2 separate regions of the Homo sapiens genome follow, and region 2 is linked to region 1. The links are chromatin loops, found by intact Hi-C in ENCODE. Cell type or tissue: prostate gland. All regions are shown on one strand. Links, peaks and the distances in the headings refer to the core of each region. The heading gives the core; the rest is flanking DNA.

The links. Hi-C counts contacts between places; a loop is a spot of excess contacts. Peaks named below come from ENCODE experiments on the same cell type or tissue, not always from the same donor. Only the 100,000 strongest peaks of a DNase experiment are listed, where the experiment ranks them.
Region 2: it touches region 1 in a loop (2.9-fold over the local background); 5 of 110 quality-filtered maps call a loop at or near these places.

Annotation. Positions count from the first base shown.
Region 1 is chr17:31,737,729-31,749,896 of GRCh38, reverse strand. No RefSeq gene overlaps it. Among named protein-coding and RNA genes, the nearest start is that of COPRS, 120 kb to the left of the region's middle. In prostate gland, for the core only: no CTCF peak of the experiment used is centred there; DNase peaks (open chromatin) are centred at 5,046 and 5,909; H3K27ac peaks cover 1,406 bases.
Region 2 is chr17:31,575,745-31,587,912 of GRCh38, reverse strand. No RefSeq gene overlaps it. Among named protein-coding and RNA genes, the nearest start is that of MIR365B, 6.4 kb to the right of the region's middle. RefSeq lists an enhancer at 7,142-7,191. In prostate gland, for the core only: no CTCF peak of the experiment used is centred there; DNase peaks (open chromatin) are centred at 6,612 and 7,041; H3K27ac peaks cover 3,048 bases.

The DNA of each region.
Region 1 (12,168 bases), core at 1,923-9,922:
GCCAGATCTCCTTGTCCTTCAAAGCGCTGTGGCCCCTGGGGTTTGCCACAGGCTGCTTGGCTGTGCATGGTGGCCACCTCCCGCCCACCCTGGCTCCTCGTTCTGCGTTTCCTTCCTGCCTTTGGCCCTTTCCTTCATGCTAAGCTTCTGTAGCAACAACTCCCAAAGCCTGCCCCTGGCCCTCAGCTGTATTTCTGAACTCAATTACTGTATGAGAAGAAAGAATTTTAACTTTAATGATAATAGGAGCAATAATCCTCCATTGCAGGAAACTTGGAAATTACTAAAAAGCATATGAGAGAAGAATGAAAATTATCCAGAACCCCTTAGCCCAGGGAGAACAGCCGAGATTCTGATTCATTCCTTTACCTTCTTTTATCTTGCATATCTATGTCTTAAAACATAATTGAAATAATAGAAAATAAAAACAGACATTGCTCCTTTCTACAAAAGAAGCACATAGCCTCTTGTATCTGCTACACTATATCCTGCCTTCCTGTTTTATTACTGGGTCTTTGAAAAATGAGAAAATGACTATTCCATAGGCAATAATAATTAAAAATGTTTATTGAATCCTTAGGATTTGAGGTGCTGGGGTAACTCATGTTCATTATATCAATTTAATGTCATCCTATCATTTGTTTAACTGGCCTTCTAGATAAATAATGTAATAATAAACATCTTTGTGCAAGCATTTTTATTTTCTTTCTGATTATTTATTAGACCAGGGGTTGGGAAATGTTTTGTAAAGAGCCAGATAAGGAATATTTCTGTTTAGTGGGCCACACAGTCTCTGTCACACTTCTCAACTCTGCCATGGAAGCACAAAAGCAGCTCTAAACTCTGTAAACAAACGCATGTGGTGAGTTCCAATAAAACTTCATTCACAAAAACGGGTGGCTGGTTAGATTTGGGGCCGTAGTTTCCTGACCCTGCTTTAGATTAGAAGCAGTCCAGGACTGGCAGATTTTTTCAGTAAAAGGCAGATAGAAAATATTTTAGGCTGTGCCAAATACGGTCTCTGCCACTGCAGTGAATGTCTCCCCCTCCTCTCCCTACTCCTTTTCCTCAACCTCCTTTGTCTTCTTCCTCCATTTCTTCCCCCTTATTCCTTTTCTTCCTCCTCCCTTCTTTTTTTTTTTTTTTTCTTTTTGAGACGGAGTCTCACTCTGTCGCCCAGGCTGGAGTGCAGTGGTGCAATCTCAACTCACTGCAAGCTCAGCTTCCCGGGTTCATGCCATTCTCCTGCCTCAGCCTCCTGAGTAGCTGGGACTACAGGCGCCCACCACCACGCCCAGCTAATTTTTTGTATTTTTAGTAGAGACGGGGTTTCATCGTGTTAGGCAGGATGGTCTCGATCTCCTGACCTCGTGATCTGCCTGCCTCGGCCTCCTAAAGTGCTGGGATTACAGGCATGAGCCACCGCGCCTGGCCTTCTTCTCCCTTCTTATTCTTCCAACCTTTAAAACATGTAAAAACCAGCCAGGCGCAGTAATCCCAGCACTTTGGGAGGCCGAGGCAGGCGGATCACTTGAGGTCAGGAGTTGGAGACCATTCTGGCCAACATAGCAAAACCCCGTTTCTACTAAAAATACATAAATTAGCTGGGCGTGGTGGTGGGTGCCTGTAATCCCAGTTACTCAGGAGGCTGAGGCAGGAGAATCACTTGAACCTGGGAGGCAGAGGTTGGAGTGAGCTGAGATCATGCCACTGCACTACAGCCTAGGCGACAGAGTGAGACTCTGTCTCAAAAAAATAAATAAATAAATTCACATTGCTTTGATTACTAACAAGCTGGCCATTTTTCTTATTATCCATTTATATTTCCTATTCTGAATTTTTTTTGTGTGTTCTTTTTCTCTGAGATCTTGTTTTTTCCTTTTTGGTTTTGCATGGCCTTTTAACAAAGAAAGGATTTTAAATGTTGTCATATTTGTTGCAATTATTTCCCCAGTCTTTCATTTTGCCTTTTGATTGTATTTATGATTATTCCCATGGATAGAGGTGCTTAATTTGCATTTATCTTTTCCTTTGTGAGTTTCATTTTCTCCTTGAAACATTGCTATTTGGGCTTGTGACAGTTGGCTTATCCTGCCTTGTTCTCAGCCTCTTGATATCTCACAAACAGTTCAGAGATACAGTGGAGAAAGGTATAAATTAGAGGTGCTTTCAGCTGCACCTCACAGAAAATCTGATAAAATAGTGGTTTAAGCTAGTGGTTCTCAAACTTAGCACATGCCAGAATTACTTGGGGGCACTTGGTAAAACTCAATTTTCAGGGTCCCATTTTGGTTTTGCTTTGTTTTTTTGTTTTTGAGACAGAGCCTTGCTTTGTTCCCCAGGCTTGGGTACAGTGGCGTGATCTCAGCTCACTGCAACCTCTGCCTTAGGGTCCCACTTTAAAGAGTCAAGTTCTATTGGTCTGGGCAGGGCCTGAGAATGTACATTTCTAACTCTCCCAAGTGGTGCTGAAGCTGTGGGTCTGGGGACACACTTGGAGAACCACTGGCTTAAGCAACTAAAACATTAAATTACCTCATAAGGCCAGGTATGGTGGCTCACACCTATAATCCCAGCACTTTGGGAGGCCAAAGCAGGAGGATTGCTCAAGGCCAGGAATTTGAGACCAGCCTGGGCAATAAAGCAAGGCTTGGTCTCTACAAAAACAAAACAAAACAAAACAAAAAACAGCCAGGTGTGGTGGCAAGTGCCTGTAGTACTGGCAACATGGGAGGCTGAGGTAGGAGGATCACTTGAGCCCAGGAGTTCAAGGTTGCAGTGAGCTATGACTGTGCCACTGTACCCCACCCTGGGTGACAGAGTGACATCCTGTCTCAAAAGAAGTAAATACATAAAAATAAATTACTTCATAGAACAAAAAGTCCAGATGAGAGCAGTCTCTGGCTTGGTTTAACAGCTCAGTAATATCAGGATCTGGGTCAAGTCTTTACTTTTCTCCTGGCCTTTGTCCTCAGGACTGCAAGGTGGCTGCCATAGCTCTAAGCATTTATAGTTACATTAACATTCCAAGCAGGAAGAAGGGGGCTGGTGGAAGAGGCTTGTCTTTTAACAGGATTGGGCACATTGCTGCTTTGACTGCAACTTGTAAGCAAACATCTGATAAAGAAGAGAGGGTGGGTTTTGGTTCACAGATGGTCTCTGCCCTCAGGGCTTTCCTGCATGATGTGGAAAGGAGGATAGTGTGGGCCCCCGGACTCCCAGCCACAGGCCCAGTGATGTCCCCTGTCAGGATATCCTTCAGAAGAACCCAGTTTCAAGGCAGCTTGGCCTCCAAGCAGGTTCTGATTTTGGCCTCACTGAAGTGATTGGAGTTCTGCCGTGTTTCTGATACAAAGGGTGGACTGGCCCCCTATTCTGGTGTTTGGACACTTTCTCGCCTGAATGCCTGATGAAATAATTGGCCCGAGTCTCTCTAAGTTGAGAACTCTGCTTGCTTCTGCCAGTTCTTCTCCTGGTTAGGAATCCTATCCCCAGATAGGAGTCTAGAGCTGTGAATCTTGCCACACATTAGCAGCCATGCTGAGTGCCATCTGGCTTCCCCGAGATGTCTCTCAGCTGCTGCCAAAGCCCCCTGACAGCGGGGTGGGTTGGGATGGCAGAACCTTTGCAGGATTGCCTGGATTGATGGGGTGCTGCACTTTGCCTGCTGATCCAGCTTTCTCTTATTGTTTATATCTGGTGTTTGAATGACTTGTAACCTTCCTTGGAGGCCAGGGCTGGCTCAACTGGCACCATCTGGAGTGGGAAATGGGAGGAGGAGTTCCCATCTCAGAAGATAGGAAATACCAAAGGCACAGAGGAATGGGCTAAAGCAGTGCCTGTAATAAAGTGCCAACATGCGGTGCAGGGCAGGGCGAGGTAACCTAACTCCAGAGGGGTCGAAGGTGCCTTATCTGGTAGGATGCTAGCAGTGTCAAGTGAAGAAAACTGGACCCAAATAAAAACGTTAAGTGGGAAGTCCAGGGGTAAGCCTGGCCTTAAGCATGGCTCATTGCATTGGTTCAAATGGTTTCACAAGACTCCAGCTTTCCATCTTTCAGTTTGGTTTCCTCTGTGTTCACTTCTTTCTCAAACTGGCTGTGCCCTCATGGCCACAAGGTGACTGCCAGCAGTTCTAGGGTGTACATTCTTCTCATTTTCTTTCCAGAGGAGAAAAAGAAAATCCTCTTCCTTGATGGCACAAACCAAAGTCCCAGAATTGAGATGTGTTAGCCCTGATGGGGGGCTCATTGCGCTTCCCTGAAACCAACCACAAGGGCCAGGTAAATGTGATAAGTGGCTTGGTTAAAGGTTGGGTTACAGGATTCAACCCTAGACTTGGGGGTAGTGTCATTCCCACCCACACCACATGGCTGAAAATGAGGCAAGTATGCTTCTAAAGGATATTCAGGGGCATTGCTAATGGGAGGAGAGAGTGGATGTGGGGAGGCAGCCCATAAGTGTTCATCCTTATTGGAGTTGAACTTGGGGGTCACAGCTGGGCATGTATGGTAATGGCAGGATCTTTTTTTTTCTTGAGATGGAGTCTCACTCTGTCACCCAGGCTGGAGTGCAGTAGCGCAATCTCGGCTCACTGTAACCTCTGCCTCTGGGGTTCAAGTGATTCTGCCTCAACCTCCCGAGTAGCTGGGACTACAGGAGCATGCCACCACACCCAGCTAATTATTGTATTTTTAGTACAGATGGGGTTTCACCATGTTGGTCAGGCTGGTCTCGAACTCCTGACCTTGTGATCCGCCCACCTTGGCCTCCCAAAGTGCTGGGATTGCAGGCATGAGCCACCATGCCTGGCCTTTTGGCAGGATCTTAAAATCAGGAAAAAGCATGCAAGGATCAGTGCATAGAGAGGAAGGGGTGCTGATAATTGCCTTGACCACCAACGATGTGATGTGTTACTGGTTGGGCTGGCTTAAAGGGCCAGGGACAGCAGGCACCTCGCTCTGGTCCCTCTCCTCTCCTAGCATCTGCTTCAGCCGAGTTTGCAGGTCTAGTTCTGGGTCTCAGGGCCTCCCAGGCTGCCCATTCTGCTGCAGTTAACTCCTCCAGACCTGGGATGAGATTGACATCCTCCTACTCAAGGAACACAGGATTCAATTAACCAGTGTGTTTATTTTCTTGGCAATAAAAATGCTGTTTAGAACATTCATTGCCATTCAGGACAATGCCTCCTTGAAAAGTCCTTTGGGCTTACTGCCCTTGTTATTCTCTGTAACTCAAATATAACTTGTCAGCCCCATGTGATATATTTCAGCTTGAGTTTAGTCCCAGAAAAAAAAGCTTGTGGCCACAGCTGCATGCGAATGCTTTCTGTCACCAGAGGACAAAACCAATGTAAAGTGAACATTTTTTCCACATAGGGCCAAATATAGCATCCAAGTCGGAAATTGGCATTCTTCAGGTGTCTGCTGGTGTCTGCTCTCTCTGCTACCTTTATGGTCTTTGTTCCTTTTTGTCCCTAATAATCACAGTCACCATTGTGTTTAGTTTTGTGAGCCTCCTAAATGTTTTTGGAATCAGAGTAAATTCAAGGGAAGTAAATAAATAACGTGATTTGTTGATTTGTTTTCCCTTATGTGTTCATTGTCTCAGCATGGAAGAGAAAAATGCATAATTGAAACATAAACTTTGTCTGATTAAGATCAAATGAGATCAAATAAAATTCTCTTATTCATCCTCCTTTTTTTCTCTTTGCTCTCTTTTCTGTGTTCCTCCCTCCCTCCCTCCACCCTCTCCTCTTTCCATTGTGAAAAAGTGTTTGATCCCTTTTCTGAAGGGGAAAGATAAATGTTGGGAGCTCAGAAGTGGCTGCTGCAACATGCCTGCTTCTCAGCTTCCTCTGGGGTGGAAATGCACTTAAAACTTTCAGTTTGCAAAGTGGCTGCCAAAGCCACAGCATTGGGAGGGAGGAGGGGACTCCGGATCTGGGAGGACAAGCTGGAGCCAGGCAGTGGGGATGGGGGTGGGTACATCTTGCAGAGTCCATCCCTTGGGAGTACCCTGGAGGCCTAAAAGGGAGTGTCGGTCTCAATGGTTAAGAGTGTAGACCCCTTGACTTCAGCCTTGAGTGAGTTTTAGCTTCCATCCTGTTACTCTATTAAAACCCATAGAAGTTCCCTGTTTCCTTTCTTTTCTTTCTTTCTTTTTTTTTTTCAGAGAGAGTCTCACTCCGTTGCCCAGGCTGGAGTGCAGTGGTACGATCTCGGCTCACTGCAACCTCTGCCTTTCAGATTCAAGCGATTCTCCTGCCTCAGCCTCCCGAGTAGCTGGGACTACAGGTGCATGTGACCACGCCTGGCTAATTTTTTGTATTTTTAGTAGAAACGGGGTTTCACCGTGTTGGCCAGGATAGTCTCAATCTCCTGACCTTGTGATCCATCTGCCTCAGCCTCCCAAAGTGCTGGGATTACAGGCATGAGCCACTGCGCCTGGCGTCCTTCTTCATTAAGGTCAACCTCTTTCTGGCTTGCAAAACTCTCCATAATCTAGTTGCATCCTGCCAAGAACACCTTTATCACTATTAACACCCAACACAACCCTTAGCTTTTGTTTTCATCTTACACTCCCAACACAGACACACACATTCTATTTCACTGGGTTTGAACAGAAGATCTGAACCTTTCAGCCCACTTCTCCCTGCTCTAGATTTGGGGCAAGCCCTATAACCATTGTAAGCCTTGGGTTCTCTTCAGGCAATGGAACAAGTGGATATTTACTGAGTTCTACAAGCACGGCATCTATTTCCATCTGTACTGTTTCTTTGGTAACCATACCCTAATTTTCCTCTGGGAACATCCCCACCTGACTTTTGGTCCATGGACCTCTGGGTGGAGTTAGTTCATGCTCAGCTTCAAGAATAGAATCTGTAATCTAGTCTAAAGCTAAACAGTGCAGCCCCAGCTTCCATTCTCCCTGATCGGTTGGTTGGTGGGCAGGTGACCTAAGGTGGTGAATCTCAGGGCTTGTGCTGGAAATGCTGGACACAGATACTTGCTCTTTTCAGCTGGATTTATTTATTTATTTATTTATTTATTGAGACAGTCTCACCTCTGTCACCCAGGCTGGAGTGCAGTGGTGCAATCTCAGCTCACTGCAGCCTCCATCTCCCGGGTTCAAGCAATTCTCCTGCCTTGGCCTCCCAAGTAGCTGGGATTACAGGCACCTACTACGCCTGCCTAATTTTTGTATTTTTAGTAGAGATGGGGTCTCACCATGCTGGCCAGGCTGGTCTCGAACTCCTGACCTCAAATGATCCACCTGCCTCAGCCTCCCAAAGTTCTTGGATTACAGGGGTGAGCCACCGTGCCTGGCTCAGCTGGATTCGAATTTGGAAGGATGTGGTTGCGGTAGCTGAACTGCAGGATCAGGTCTGAGAAGGCACCATCCCGAGGGAGCAGAGCTGAGCTAGGGAGAAAGAACCTGGTCCCAGCCAATGTTGGAGCACTGTTTCCCCCAGCTAGAATGACTGCTGCTACCTGGGTTCCTTCTCTCCTCCCTCTGTCCAAATCCTTCCTGACCTTCCTGACCAGCACAAAATCGCTTCCTCTGGGACTCTGATCACTGACCCCTCCAGCCCTCATTGGTACCTATAACCCAGGACATCAGTGACACCACCCAGTTCAACTCCTGGTTATATGTGGGCCTCTGTGGCTTCTAGTGGGCTATTTAGGTGTTTTCAATAGAGTGAGTGTTTCTTTGAGGTTAGGCCTCTGTGAATCCTTGGTGTCTAGCATGGTCTAAGTACCCTGGAGGTGCAGAATCCATATTTCCTGTTCGGTGTCCTTATGGGCCTTTTTTTTTTTTTTTTTTTTTTTTTTTTTTTTGCAGAGGTTGTGTTTTTGAAGCATCTAACACTGTCTGGCACACAGAAAGGCAGGTAGGGCCATGAGAACAGTGTGGGCTTTAGATTCAAATCCCTGTGTTGCCCTGTAGAGCTGTGTGACCTTTGGCAAGTCACCTAAGTTCTATCAGCTTCTGTTTCTTCAGTGTAACATGAAGCTACAATATTTCCCACACAGACCTTGTATTTTTTTTAAATAGTTGGTGTAGCGGTGCTAAGTAGATGTGTGTTCCTTCCCCTGCCTTCCCAATGCTGGTGGAGGCAGCTATTACACAGACGAGATGCAGAGACAGTTGAGAGATTGATACGTTGGGGTCTGGAATATTTGGGGATAACTGGCATTCCTAGACAATCTCTAAGTTTGCTTTGGTCAATGGTACTGACCCAGAGCCCTCCATATCCAAAGGGGACCCAGGCTGCTAGTAAATAAGTAATGACTAAAGAACTATTCAGCCAGGCTTTATTTGGACACAACTGATATGCCCAAATCCAACTCAAGGCTCACTTCAAACATTGCCTCCTCCAGGAAGCCCTTTTTAATCCCTCCTTAATCCCAGGACCTGGACATATCTTTCTGTTTAGTTTGATTGGTTTCTTTTCTTGATGGGGAGTGTCAGCCAGCACATAGTAAACTCTTATTAATCGTTTGTTGAACAACTGAATGAATACATTTTCATCCAGTACAGGGGGTCTAAGGAAACAGTGAAGTGCCCTGTAAGACTGAAGCAAGAAAGAGATCCAGAGGGGATCGCAGAGAGTCCACAGCAGGCTCTCTGGATAATGGAAAGGGGTCCTGATTTTGCCATTTTTCTTCCCGCTCCCAATTTTACATAGCATAACCAGTGAGCACTTGAGCTTGAACTTAGATCTGGGTTAAATTCCTAACTCTGCCACCTACTAGCTGAATGACTTTAAGTAAGTTACTTGCCCTCTCTCAGCCATCAGGATGCAGCCCAGTTAGCTTTCATTATGGCTTTGCAGAAGCAGCCCTCCTCCAAGGCGTCACCTTCCCCTCGTGCCCCTTTGGGGCTATTCTCTTCCCTCCAGGCTGCCTGCCATTTACACATCTGAAAAATATGCAGGCCAATGGAAATACACATCCTCCAATCTGCCTGCTCCTCATGCAGGGAATTAAAATCTGTCTCATCGTCCCACTTTGGAATGCTGAGTATTTGGTCAAGGATTCAGCTTCCCTTTTTTATGAGGCTTTAAGAAAACCCAAATTAAACCCTGATTTGTTTTTAAAGATCGGAATCTTAATCTTTCAGCATTTGGCTCATTTTCTTTACAGGCTTAGAAAGCAACATTAAACAGATTATGTTTCTTAGTGTACTCTGCTTTTTCTCTGGTGTGTGCTGGGGGGTGGCACATGGGGCAACATTTTGTCTCATAAGAGAAAACTTTAGAGACTGCTGTGTGTCTTTCTGTACTATTCTAGCTTGCTGTGTGACCTTGGCCAAGCCCCTTGACTTCTCTGAGCTTTCATGTCCTCATCTGTAGAATGAGAGGGCTGAACATTAAGGCCTGTGCACTCCTCAAGGGCAGGAGATCATATAGAACTCCCATATTTCAAACTGGGGCTCAGAGAAGGGAAGAGTCTTACCTAAGGGCACACAGCCATTTAACGGGCAGAACTGGGTAAGGGGTTCTGGCTTCTAGGACAGCCCTCTATTCACTAGAAACCCTACTTTCTCTGAGAAAGAAATATGGGGTCAATATACAATGATTCCTGTATAATTTTTTCTTTTTTTTTCCCCCGCTCTTTTTGCCCAGGCTGGATTGCAATGGCACAATCTCGGCTCACTGCAACCTCCGTCTCCCTGGTTCAAGCGATTCTCCTCCCTCGGCCTCCCAAGTAGCTGGGATTACAGGCGTGCTCCATCACACCTGGCTAATGTTTGTATTTTTAGTAGAGATGGAGTTTCACCATTTTGGCCCGGCTGGTCTTGAACTCCTGACCTCAGATGATCCACCCACCTTGGCCTCCCAAAGTGCTGAGATTACAGCCATGAACCACTGCACCTGGCCTGATTCCTGTATAATTTTCAAACTCTTTCCCTTCATGAGTAGAGTCCAGTAGACTTCAAGATGAGGTTTGTGTTTTAGATGCTGTTAAAAAGAAGGAAGAGAAGGAGAATTGAGAAAATCTAGAAATGAGGATAAGACATGTTGCCACTATTCTGTGGTTCATTGTCGGATATACCAAGAAGAAAAATCTTTGATTCAAACCAAAATGGTATGAGAAGCAGCAGATCTCATGACATCTCCTCCAGCCTCTGATAATGGCCTATCGGGTAACCGACTATCCCAGTTTGCCCAGGACGAAAGAGTTTCCTGGGACCTGGGACTTTCAGTGCTAAAATCTGGAAAGTCCTGGAAAGTCTACGTAAGCTGGGATGAATTGTTCATTCTCATGGCCAGCTGGTAACCAAAGAGAAAGGCCTTCTAACAGAGTGAGCTTTGACTGGTGTGATTACTGGCTCTGCTACTTACATGACAGCTTTGAGAGGGCCAAGCTGTCTGAACCTTAGTATTCTCATCTGGCAATTGGATTTAAATGAGGTAATTCACCAAAGATGCCTCCTTCAGTGCTTGGCACAGATTAATCATGCAATGAGTAAGTATCTCTCCTTCTGGGGAAAAAACATCTTAAAGAAAATTCCAGGCACATGGAAGAAGAGGTACAGATAATGTGTTTAAGGAAGGATTTTATAAGTCATGCAATATTTTCCTCCAGGCTGGGTATGTTGGGATGAATTACTACATCTTTTTTGTTGAATTCTTAGGCAAAGCAACCATGTTGTCACTACTTTCTCTTTTTCTTAAAAAGTTTAGAGAAGTCATGAATCAGCTTTGGGGTGTGGGAGGGAGAGTGGGGTCCAACCCTAAGTGGCATAGCTGGGAGACTGAAAGAGGAGGATCATTGTCATGAGACCTAGTTTAAAATCTCCACTCTGCCACATTCTGACTGCCACTGTGATTTCCACCTGTAGCAGGTGAATGACCATACACACTCGGTAAGGTTTTCATGTGGCCCAGGTTAGAGTTGATGCTTGGTATCTCATGGGAGCTCAATTTATGTTTTAGTCTTCCCTATTCAGATTCATGTCTCAGAGACCTTGGAGGGACTCAGGGTCTTCCCTGTGACATTCAAGGCTGCATTAAAACAGGGTTTGGAGATGGTGTGTTGGGTTGGGAAGCCAGCTTCCTGATAGGGAACAGATGATTTCCCCACAGAGACCTGGAAGTAAAGCCCCAAACCCTTGGCCCCAGAGGCTCAGAACTACAATGCCACTCTGTTGGCAGCTGGGCTCTGTGTTCTGGCCAATCTCAATGAAGAAAAGGTCAGCAACCCTGAAATCAAAGTCAGCCACCCCACAGACCTCCCTGGCAGGCTAGTCCTGGCATTGTTGCACATTTTAGAGCTCTTTATCTTCATCTATTCCCAAGCCTGCACTTGGGAGCTGCAGTTGGGATCTGGGGAGCTCTGCAGGCTCTTAGGAGGGCTGAGGGGCTGAAGTTCTGGCCTCCTCTCTTTTCCCAGGGGGTTTGAGCAGCGGCAGGAAAGCTGCTACGTGACCTTTGTTTATGAGCATGTACGATGTGCCTAGCACGTGCTCGATGCTTTAGGTGTATTATCTCATTTAACTCTCACCCCAGCTCTGGGAGGAAATCGGAACACTTACCACCAGTTGGCGCACTGTATATTTACATGGCAGTGTGGTTGTGTGTTTTCTTCTGTCTCCCCGCCCTATTTGTAAACGTCAGGAGGACAGTGACTTTGTCTGTTTTATTTAAGGCTGTATCCCTAGCACTTGGGTGTCTGGCATTTATCAGGTACTCAATAAATATTTGTTGGCTGACTGACCAGAGCTCCAAGGGGTGGAAGAACCTGATTAATTTCACACAGCTGTAGTGATGGGAGAACCCAGAGTCTCTAACACCAGAATCTTAAACCCTGTCCTGTACTCATGATTAACCCAGAAATTAGGCTGAGGTGAGCTAGGGTGTATCTGTTTCTTTCAAAACATTTAAAATAAACCATTCTAAAAATATAGAACATTTACAAAATGGGAAAAGGAAAAATCACCCGTATAATATCACCACTCTAACAGACTACAAATATAATTTTGTTGTAGGTCCTTTTTTTCCTAAATATATTTTTTAAAAACTAATGAGTAATCTTAATGAACACAAATTCACTTCCTACTCTTGATGTTTTATCATGTTATTCCCTTGTCTTTATTATATTCTTTCTAAATGACTGCATAATAAATAGTTCATAAGCAACTATGTCCCTGTTAACATAG
Region 2 (12,168 bases), core at 2,044-10,043, 160 kb after region 1:
TCCCTGAAGGCAGGCAAAATAGTATTCACGTTTGCATCTTTCTCTAGTACTTAACAAAATGGACACTCATTCATAAAGATTTTTTTAAATCAAATATATGAATAAAGGGATGAATGAGGCCCTAGAAAGGATACTTTCTAGGAAAATTGTGAAATTGTAAAAACAAGAGATCAGTTTGCCAAGATAGACTCCTGGCAGCCCCTCCTCCTAGCTTCGGAGGTCAGCTAAGGATAAGTGGAGAGCAAGTGTGTACCCTGGCATGGGGACTGGGAGGCAGGGCGCACTGGACCAGACAATGGACAATGGGCCCACTGCATTTGTTCATTCAACAGATGTTTACCAATCACCTGCCATCTGCCAGGCACCTGGGATACATCAGCAGCAAAGAGAAAAAAACTCACCCTCTGGGACCTGATATCCCGGGCATGATGTGTGAAGAGCTGCGGTGGCCCCTGAAGGAACCTGGCCTATGCATCCCCGTGGTTGCATCTTCCCATCGATGTGTTTCTAATATTAGTTGCAATAACCACAGCGATCATTCATAGGGAACCTACTGTATTAGTCAGGATCATTTCGGTTTTAAGTCACAGAAACAACTCAAACTGCCTTAAGCAAATAAAAAGGAAAATGTTGATGTCTTCATTCCTAAAATTACCAGAGATTAACTAGCTTCTGGCCTGGCTGGATCCAGGAGCTACAAAGACATCATCGGGACTCTGCGTCCTGTGCTGGCTCTTGCTCCACTTCCTTCTGACTTCATTCTACTGACTTCATTCTCAAACAGCCGAATAGTAAAAATGGCCTCTGGCAGCTGCAAGCCAATGATCTCAGCAAAGAGCAAGTACCTCTTTCCTGATCGTTCCAGCAAACCTTTGGGGCACTGTTACAGTGCCTGGCCAGACTTAAGTCCCATGCCCAGGCCTGAGCCAATTCTTGGAGTCAAAGCCTGGGATGTGGTGATTGAACTTGGATCTGGTGGCAGGCCTGGGAAGGGGGTGTAGAAGACAGCACCATTTACTCAGTAGGGACTGAGACTGGGCCCCAAAACTGGGACTTATTGGAAGACATGGTGAGGCACAGGCAGCCCCAACAATGCCCGCTACACTCATGCACCAGGCACAAACTAAGTTAAGCCCTGCAGAGGTCCTAGGCAGTGAGAACATTCTTAATCCTATTTTTCAGACTGGGAGACCCACTCAGGGAGGCAGACCCACTCAGGGAGGCAGAGTACCTTGCCAGCATCTCATACCTCAGTGGAGGATCAGGGAGTATGGATTCTTTTATACCAGGCAGAGAGGTTAGTGGGGAGGCCATAGCCTCTGAAATACAGCAGAAGATCAGAGAGTATTTGACTGATTAAATGTAGTGAATGGAGGGGAAGACAGCAAGGGGAATAATCTCTGATGAATTTGGCACCATCCTGGCCCCCTATCAACTCTCCCATCCCCATAGTAATGATACATAAATCACAGATAAAGCTGGTGCAGTGGCTCATGCCTATAATCCCAGCACTTTGGGAGGCCAAGGAAGGAGGTTCACTTGAGCCCAGGAGTTGTAGACCAGCCTGGGCAACACAGAGAGACTTCGCCTCTATTGTTATCTTTAAAAATAATAATAGACCAGCCTGGGCAACACAGAGAGACTTCGTCTCTATTGTTATTTTTAAAAATAATAATAAGGCTGGACGCGGTGGCTCATGCTTGTAATCCCAGCACTTTGGGAGGCTGAGGCAGGCAGTTCACTTGAGGTCAGGAGTTCGAGACCAGGCTGGCCAAAATGGGGAAATCCCGTCTCTACTAAAAATACCAAATTAGCTGGATGTGGTGGTGCATGCCTATAATCCCAGCTTCTTGGGAGACTGAGTCAGGAGAATTGCTTGAACTCGGGAGGCGGAGGTTGCAGTGAGCCAAGATGGCGCCACTGCACTCCAGCCTGGGCAACACAGCAAGACTCCATCTCAAAAAAAAGCAATAATAATAAAATAAAAATAAAAAATAAATATATCACAGATAGTTATTCATTTATTCACATTCCCACACATCTATCCTCTGGTTCAATGTTTGCTGAGTAGAGTAGGGCAGATCCTGGAGCCAGGCTGCCTGGGTTCACTAGGAAATATCCTTCGGCAAGGAATTAATTGCTGAAGCTTTAATTTGGAGGTTGAAGCTCCACAGGGCAGGAATGAGGGAACAGAGGAGTGAAGTACGAAATTGATAGGAAGCAGGGCAAGACGATGGATAACCACACGGCTGCCACTTCACAGCAAGCAAACCTTGGCTCCAGGAAGGGAGAGAGAAAGAAGGAATTTACCCTCCCATTTCCTATTGCTCAAAGGTCATCCCATAGAACTCTCTCGCCCCCACCCCACTTCTGGGTTGCATTCTCCAGCCCCTTTAGCAGCCATGTGGGAGCCAGGTCCCACGTCCTCCTGGGATGTGGTCTCAGAGAAGTCAGGCTGGAAAAGCAGCTGGTCGGCTTTAGCTGTGGAAACAACTGCGGGGACCCCATGGAGTCCTTCAGCCCTGGCTGTGGCCAAGGCCCAGCAAGCAGCCAATGGTCTGACGGGTGGGGGAGCTGCGAGGATCTGATGAGGCAAGCAAGATGCATGTGACACAGCCACATTCCAGCCAGGCCTTAACTTCTCCGAGCCTCAGTTTCCTTGGCTGAAGCATCTGTGAAATGGGCAGCTGGACTAAACTGAGATTGCCAACCTGACATCCTCCAGACCTCTGGGAGGAGTCCATAATTTGTTGGTGCCAAGCTCATCATCATCATCATCATCATCATCATCATCATCATCATCGTCCTCTTTGCCTACGGCTGGAATGATTTCAACTCCAGGTCCTTCCCTTGGCTTGTGTAGTGATGGAGCAGTCAGCTGAGACAGTGAGTTGTGCATATGCCTTGAAGAATACATTTGGGGAAGTGGATTCTGGCTTCCTGTATGGGGTTTAGTAGATATTATCTTTCAAGCCCTGGAATCCACAGGGGGAAAATAACATTGGTCTAGACAGGTGAAAGGTGAGAATTATGGCACATGATCATTGGCACATGGTAGGCACCTACCTCTCAGGGTCCCAGGGCCACCCACCCACATTTCCAGCTTTTTCTTTAACACTGGATAAGATGCATTAATTTCAACTTAGCTTAAGGCCAAAATATCCTCCTTAGAGTTTCGGGGAAAAATTCCAAATATTCCAGGGAAGGACTCTGATTGGATCTCATGTCCAGTCCCTGAACCAATCCAGGGTGTGATTGGCTCACCAAGGTCATGTGACCACTGGGTTACCAAGAAGGCTAAAATGCTCCAGGACCAGATAGAGCGATAGGGGAGCAGTTCTCCAAGGAAAGGGAGTGTTACTATTAGGAGAAAGGGAGAACAGACGCTGGGAGACATCTTGACAGTCCCTCCCAGCAATGATGTTCTTGGCTACCAGGATTCCATGAGCACCTTCCAAGCAGTCCCAAGCTCCATTTATGAAGGGACACCCAAATACCCAAAAGGAGAAAGGTGCCATTCCTCCAGCTACCTCACTGGTCCAGCTGTGTTCCCTGCACCAGCCCTAGGTTCATCAGCCATGTGACCTTGGACAGGTCATTCTACCTCTCTGACCCTGTTTCCTCAACAGTAAAATGAGGCTGATGTCTAGATATAAAAATTGAAACATACGCCCATACAACGAATGAAAGAAACATACGTGAATGTTCAAAACAGCCTTAGTCATAATAGGCAATATCTGGAAACAGCTCAAATATCTGTCACCTGATAAATGGCTAAACAAACCGTGGCACACCCATACAATAGAATAATAGAATGCCTTCCAGCAATAAAAAGGAACGAACTACTGAGATGCATGCAACATGTGGATGGGTCTCAAAAACATGCTGAGTAAAAGAAACCAGACACAAAAGAGTACATGCTATATGATGACCTTTACATGAAATTCTAGAGAAGGCAAAATGAATCTGCAAAACAAAGGCAGATCAAGGTTGTCTGAGTCAGAGGGATTGGTCATAAAGGGGATAAAGAAACTTTTAGGGGCAAATAAGAAATATTCCACATCATGATTGTGGCAATAGTTACAAGGGTGCACGCATTTGACAAAACTTATGAATTATACACTTACGGGTGGGTTTTGTTACATGTAAAGTATACCTCAATAAAGTTTATTTTAAAAAATACAAGACCAAAGAAAAACACTGCCTGTATTAAAACCCTTTCTGTGACAGAAACCCAACTCAGGCTGGTTTTAGGGAAAAAAGGACAGGCACACTGGCTCGCACCTATAATCCCAGTGCTTTGGGAGGCTGAGGTGGGAGGATCACTTGAAGCCAGGAGTTTGAGACCAGCCTGAGCAACACAGCAAGACCGCATCACTAGAAAAAAAAAAAATTAATTAGCCGGGTGTGGTGGCATGTGCCTGTGGTCCCAGCTACTCAGGAGGCTGAGACAGGAGGATTGCTTGAGCCCAGGAGTTTGAGGTTGCAGTGAGCTATGATTGCACCACTGCACTCCAGCCTGAATGACAGAGCAAGACCCTGTCTCTAAAAAAAGAAAAGAAAAAAGAAAAGGAAAAAGAAAAAGGAAAGGAAGGAAGGAAGAAAAGAAAAGAAAAAAGAAAAGAAATGTATTGGCTCACAAAATCAGGTTAGTCCAGGCTGCAGCTGGTTTCAGGCATGGCTGGATCCAGGGGCTCACTGATGTCTGGATCCATACTCTCCATCTCTTTGTTTTGTTTGTTTGTTTTGAGATGGAGTCTTGCTCTGTCGCCCAGGCTGGAGTGCAGTGGCATAATCTCAGCTCACTGCAAGCTCCGCCTCCTGGGTTCATGCCATTCTTCTGCCTCAGCCTCCCAAGTAGCTGGGATTACAGGCACCCGCCACCATGCCCAGCTAATTTTTTTGTATTTTTAGTAGAGATGGGGTTTCACTGAGTTAGCCAGGATGGTCTCGATCTCCTGACCTTGTGATCCGCCCACCTGGGCCTCCCAAAGTGCTGGGATTACAAGCCACGGTGCCTGGCCTCATCTCTTCATTTTCTTTCCTCTTTGTTGGCTTTGTCAAGTTGAGGACAGGATGGCCACCAGCAGTTCCCAGCCTACATCCTATCAATACAGCAACTCCCTCAGAAAAAGAATGCTTCTTTCCCCATAACTGCTGCAGATGTCCCATGGCAGAGTCTCAGGACTTGGCCTCCAGGCCTGGAACACATGCCAGTGTCTAAAGCCAGGGTTTGGGGTTGGCCACACCAGAACCCCAGAGATACAGGGTAGGGGAGAAGTGATCTCCTGAAGTTATTAACAGAAAAAAGAGGTATTAAAAGAGGTATTATCAGAAGGGGGCATGGAAAGCCAACAGATGGCCACCTCATACCCAGGGAGTAGTGTCAGCATACACCCCTACCTCCAGACAATTCCACATTGGCCAGACTATCAGGGACAGACCTCAAACCCACGCGGGCCCAAGGCTGCTTTTCCGTGACATCACAAACTCTGCCTATTAGCTACAAGAATCAAAACAGAAAGTAAGCACTAATTGCTTCCCCACCAGTCCAGCCAAACAGAAAGCCCTTCCTGCCTGTGCTGGGCTGTCTGCACCCCAAGGAAGCTGGCAGGGGAGGGAGCAGTTCCACATCAGCCACTCTGGCCCAGGCCCAGCAGGAGTGCCTCGGAGCTGACGGAGTCCGGGCTTATAGGACAAACCCCCTAGAGGGGAAGATGCCTCTGTGGGCGCTGGGCCTCAGCAATCTAGACCTGATGGGAATCCAGAGCAAAGAGGTAAAGCTTCAGTTTTCCAGTCCAGAGCCACTGTCCCAATACTTCACCCAGGGAGGAGACTGTCAGGAAAGGTTGTCCTTGCAGGGTCAAGGATGGAAGGCACCATCCTCAGGCTGTGACCCAAACTTCATTTCCTGAGCCGTGTGGGGCAACCACCATTCACTGGGCATCTTCCCCATGCCAGGCATCACTGAGTTCTCTGCTGAAGTGTACTCCTGGCCGGGAAGGGAAAGGCAGCCACAATTTCTTGTATCTATTTGGAAGAAGCCTAGAAAGTACCCACATTCCTACAGGGAACTATGGCACCCATCAAACAAATGAGGCAACAGGCTCAGCAGGGAGCTTTACCCCAGGTTCTCAGCTCAGTGACCGCCTTGATCAGACTCCCAGGCAAAGGCTCGTCCCAGCCCAACTCCAGGAGGTCAAAGCGCTTGTCTCAGCCTTGTCCAGCGGCTAGGCTGCTGACTGAGCTGAGGGCACTTCTGATCCAGGAAGCAGGAAGCCAAGGCAGCTTAGGGCTATCTTCCAACCCAGCTCCCCAGGGAACCTGGGCAAGAAAAGCCTGAGCTGATGCCCACTGCCCCATCTCCCACTAAGGTGCTGGCTGAATCTGCCTGTACAGCCATGCTGCTTTCTGGGAAGCAGGTTTAATGGACATCGCTGCCAAGAGTGTACACTCTGCTGCAAAGTGCTGGGCCGGGGGACGGTGAGAGCCAGACTGAGGAGGGAGAGGGCCAATGCCAAGCAAGGAAGGAGCGGAGGAGTACACGGGGCCCTCCCTTCCAAAGGAAGCCCGAGGGCTGGCCCAGAGCCACTGGGCTCCGGGAAAATGGTGTTCTGAGCTCCCAGATTCTATCTCTACCCTCCACGAGCAAGGCAGGCTGGTCCTCCGGCTCTGCAGACCTGCCAGGGAACAGCTGACCACTTCCTGGAGCCGACAATGCACCCATCGTTAGCTCCCTGCGCTGGCTGCCTGCCCAGCCTGCCCGCAGGCCAGGCCTCTGGAGCTGAGCTGGGCAGGAAGGAGAGAGGGGCAGGGACAGTCTGCTAGAGACCTGGGCACCCCCAGTAGAGCTCTGTCCCTGAGGACTCAGACAAGCAAGCCCCATGCAGGGCTGTGTTCCTTCCTAGATGCCTCTGTCCAGGCAAGGAGAGCTGGGTGACATGGGCCAAGCCTCTTGAGTGTTCTGAGCCTGTTCCTCATGTGTAAAATGGGGCCAAATCTCACCGTGCCCACAGCTGGGATTAGTGCAACAGGGCAGGCTGCGGGCAGCTGTGGGTCCAGGCTGGCTGGCAGGGGACACAGAGCATTGGGAAACTAGGGGATGATGACTCACCCTGCTGGGGCAGCCCCTACCCACGCCTCAGCATACTGTGATGACCAAGTGTCCAATTATTATTAAGCACAAGAATATGCTTCTTATGATCCATATGCTCATCATGAATACTAATGACTAGTACTACTGAAACAGCACTAATCTGGAGGGTCAGAAGTTGTGTATTTTACATCTCATCTCTGCCATATTCTGTGTCTTCAGATAAGTCCCCCGATCCCCTTAGCCTCAGTTTTCTGCTTGCAAAATGAGGATCAAAAGATGACTGAGCAGCAGAGACAGTAACGGAAATGAAAGTTGGCCAACTGCAAATGGTCACATCCCTTGATCGGGCTCTGAAGGCAAAGCTGGAGGAAACCTCTTCCATCTCTAGCTTGTGGGCATTTAACCCAACAGTTCTCCTCTGATTGCTTAAGAGACTCACCTGAGGAACATAAGAAAAAAAAAAATAATAACTGGTCAGGTGTGGTGGCTCATGCCTATAATCCCAGCATTTTGGGAAGCTTGAGCCCAGGACTTCAAGACCAGCCTGGGCAACATAGTGAGACCTCGTCTCTACAAAAAAAATTTTTTAAATGGCCAGGCACTGGGCGTGGTGGCTCATGCCTGTCATCCCAGCACTTTGGGAGGCTGAGGCGGGCAGATCACTTGAGGCCAGGAGTTTGAGACCAGCCTGGCCAACATGGTGAAACCCTGTCTCTACTAAAAATACAAAAGTTAGCCGCACGAGGTGGTGGGCACCTGTAATCCCAGCTACTCGGGAGGCTGAGGAAGGAGAATCACTTGAACCCAGGAAGCAGAGGTTGCCATGAGACGAGATCGCACCACTGCACTCCAGCCTGTGCCACAGAGCAAGACTCTGTCTCAAAAACAAAAACAAAAACAAAAACAACCACCAGCCAGGCGCGGTGGCACACACCACACGCTACTTGGGAGGCTGTGGGAGAATCACTTGCACCCCGGAGATTGAGGCTGCAGTGACCCAAGATCGAGCCACTGCACTCCAACCTGGGAGACAGAGAGAGACCCTGTGTTAAAAAAACAAACAACAAATAAAAAACAACAAACAAAAACAAAGATACCAGTCTTTGGGCCCTTTCATTCCCCAGCAATTCAGATCCAATGGGTCCTGCATGGGACCAGGCATTGGCATGTTTTTAATGCTCTCAAGTGATTCTTCTGTGCAGCCAGGTCAAGAAGCAATGCAGCCGCCCACTTATAAATCAGACGGGATAAAGCCCTCTTGTCCGGCATCCTCACTGACAATTTCATCAATCCTGGTTTAGAGAGACCTGGTGCTGCTCAAACACCCTCCAGCAAGATCACTGAGCTTCCTGGCCAGAGGCCAGCAGCGGCCCACAGCATATCCTGCTTGGTAAAAAGAAAATAAAGGCTTTCTGGCCTGAGGGCACAGGGCCATTGCTCAAATGAGTTATGAGCCTGACCCTTTTAAAAGTCCCAATCCTGCTAACTGGGTGGGGAAGTACAGGCATGAGTTAAAAAGGCTGGAAAGATAGATTTAATTAGCAGACATTATCTCTAGGTATGGGCATTTATAAGCCCTTTCCATCTCTTTTTGTTTTGTTTTGTTTTGTTTTTTGGAGGCAGGGTCTGGCTCTGTCGCCAAGGCTGGAGTGCCATGCAGCGATTTTGGCTCGCTGCAACCACCACCTCGCGAGTTCAAACAATCCTCTCACCTCAGCCTCCTGAGAAGCTGGGACTACAGGCATGCACCACCACACCCAGCTAATTTTTGTATTTTTTGTAGCGACGGCGTTTTCGCCATGTTGCCCAGGCTGGTCTCAAACTCCTGAACTCAAGTGATCAGCCCACCTAGGCCTCCCAGAGTGCTGGGATTATAGGTATGAGCCACCAAGCCTGGCCCCTTTGTATTTTTCAAATGCCCTATAGTAGAAGGCAATTATTTTATAATTGGGAAAAAACAGTAATCAGTTTTATGTTTGATATATTGCCTCTTTTAAAAAGTTGACGTAGGCTGGGCGCCGTGCCTCACGCCTGTAATCCCAGCACTTTGGGAGGCCAAGGAGGGTGGATCATGAGGTCAGGAGATAGAGACCATCCTGGCTAATACGGTGAAACCCCATCTCTACTAAAAATACAAAAAATTAGCTGGGCGTGGTGGCGGGCACCTGTAATCCCAGCTACTCAGGAGGCTGAGGCAGGGGAATCACTTGAACCTGGGAGGCGGAGGTTGCAGTGAGCCGAGATCATGCCACTGTGCCACTGTACTCCAACCTGGGTGACAGAGTGAGACTCCATCTCAAAAAAAAAGAAAAAACCAAAAAAGTTGATGTATTATCTTTTGCAAATGTTTTGTGGTAAAGAATGAAGAACTGGCCAGGTGCAGTGGCTCACACCTATAATCCCAACATTTTGGGAGGCTAAGGCAGGAGGATTGCTTGGGCCCAGGAGTTTGAGACCAGCTTGGGCAACATGGCAAAACCCTGTCCCTACAATAAATGCAAAAATTAGCCAGGCATGGTGGTGTGCGCCTGTAGTCCCAGCTACTCGGGAGGCTGAGGTGGGAGGATCGCTTGAGCCCAGGAGGTAGAGGTTGCAGTGAGCCTGGTTCAGGCCACTGCACTCCAGCCTGGGTGGCAGAGTTAAGATTCTATGTCAAGAAGGAAAAAAAAAAGAATGAGGAACACATGTAAGAACAAGGAGGTTCAGGGGAATGAAGGGCAGGAGAAAGGGGCCCCATGGGAGGGGATGGTTGAGGGGAGCAAATGGCAGGGAAGCTGATCGGGGATGAAGGAACCTTTGCAACACCCCTGTCCGTTGGAGGTTGCGAGAATAGCATTTCATGGGAGCCCCACCTATCCCTTACCAAGAAAGGATAAATGCCATCATGTTTAAACTTTACCTTGGAGCTGTCCTTGCCCTGTGCAGAAAAAAGCCAAGGCTCCTGAGCAAACCCAGCTCCTTCAAAACTGTCTCTGGGAGAGCTCATGTGGAGGTAGTCACAGTAGCACCGGCCAGTGCCCACTGGAGCCAGGGCTGGGCTGCAGGGAAGATCGTGGCAGTTGGACTTCTGCAAATGCTGAGCACACGTGGTCATCTCCTCCAGTGACGAGAGCTTTTGAGCTGCACCTAGAGACCCTGGAAATACCTCAAGGGTAAACTTCCCCTGCTGACCCATGAGGGCAGTAAGACATAGAGTGGACCCACTGGGGCATGCAGAGTCCTGCTTGTCACTTTGTCCATCTCCCCACCTGTCCTTCACTGCAAGCCACCAGCCCAGTCTCCCCTGGAGAGCAGGATTCTGTTGCTTCGGGTTTGGTGGACTGGCATTGTTGGGGAAGGCAGGCATATCACAAATTGATTTAACAAAGTATTTCTGGCCAGGCGCAGTGGCTCATGCCTGTAATCCAGCACTTTGGGAGGCCGAGGCAGGTGGATCACCTGAGGTCAGGAGTTTGAGACCCAGCCTGGCCAACATGGTGAAACCTCATCTCTACTGAAAATACAAAAATTAGCCGGGCATGGTGGTGGGTGCCTGTAAATCCCAGCTACTTGGGAGGCTGAGGTGGGAGGATCCCTTGAGTCCTGGAGGTCAAGGCTATAGTGAGCTGTGATGAAGCTACTGCACTCCAGGCTGGGTAACAGAGTGAGACTGTGTCTCAAAAAAATAAAAAATAAAAAAATAGGTCTCAGAAAAATCGGATTCAGCCGAGCGCAGTGGCTCATGCCTGTAATCCCAGCACTTTGGGAGGCCGAGGCAGGTGGATCATGAGGTCAGGTGTTCGAGACCAGCCTGGCCAACACAGTGAAACCCCGTCTCTACTAAAAATACAAAAAATTAGCTGGGCATAGTGGCAGACGCCTGTAATCCCAGCTACTTGGGAGGTTGAGGCAGGAGAATCGTTTGACCTGGGATGTGGAGGTTGCAGTGAGCTGAGATCGCGCCACTGCACTCCAGCCCAGACGACAGTGCAAGACTCCATCTCAAAACAAATAAAAATAATAATAATAATTTAAAAAAAGGTATTTCTGCTTCTCGACAATCCCCCAGGACCTCCAAAAGCCTTGGCTGGTCAAAATAGAGTCATGTGTCACTTAACAACGGGGATCCATCCTGAGAAAGGCATTGTTAGGTGATTTTGTTATTGTGCCAACCTCACAGAGTGTGCTTACATAAACCTAGATGGTGAATAGCCTGCTGCACACCTAGGCTAGGTGGGGGAGCCCATTGCTCCTAGGCTACACATCTGTACAGCACGTTCCTATCCTGAATGCTGTAGACAATTAGAACACAATGGCAAGCGTTTGTGTACCTAACCAGAAAAGGCACAGTAAAAACAGTGTTATAATCTTATGAGACCACTGTCCTACATGCGGTCCCTCGTTGACCAAAACATCGTTAGGCAGTGCATGACTGTATCTGCAGGGTGGGGCTGGATAGGGCAGGGGTAGGGAGACCTGCTGAGAATGGAGGAGATCCATGAAGTGAAATAAGGATGGAGGACTTTCAGTCAAGGAAAAGCAAGCTCCAGGGTCACAGTAGAGGGGGAAAGACCCTCAATTCACTGTTCTATTTTCAAAATGGCTAGTTCACTGGGTCTCAGACAGACAGTGGATTCTGAGGCTCCTTCTATTTTATTTTATTTATTTTTTGAGACAAGGTCTCACTGTGTTGCCCAGGCTGGAGTGCAGTGGTGCAATCTTGGCTCACTGCAACCTGCAACTCCTGGGCTCAAGCAATTCTCATGCCTCAGCCTCCCGAGTAGCTGGGACTACAGGCACACACCACCACACCCGGCTAACTTTTGTATTTTTAGCAGAGATGGGGTTCTGCCATGTTGGCCAGGCTGCCTTCTATTTTAAAATACAATGCAAGTTCCTGCGCAGATAGATGCCTCCTCTACTCCTGCCTCAACTTCTCAGGAAAGGTTGGGGGGCATCTTGTCCAGCCCAACTCTGTTGCCTCTAACATCACTGACCCGGAAGATGACCTTCCTTGGGCACTGCACGTGCAGCTAGGCTCTTCCAGGCCTTCACTGCACACAAACCAGGGAGTTCCTGCACCCTCCTGGGCT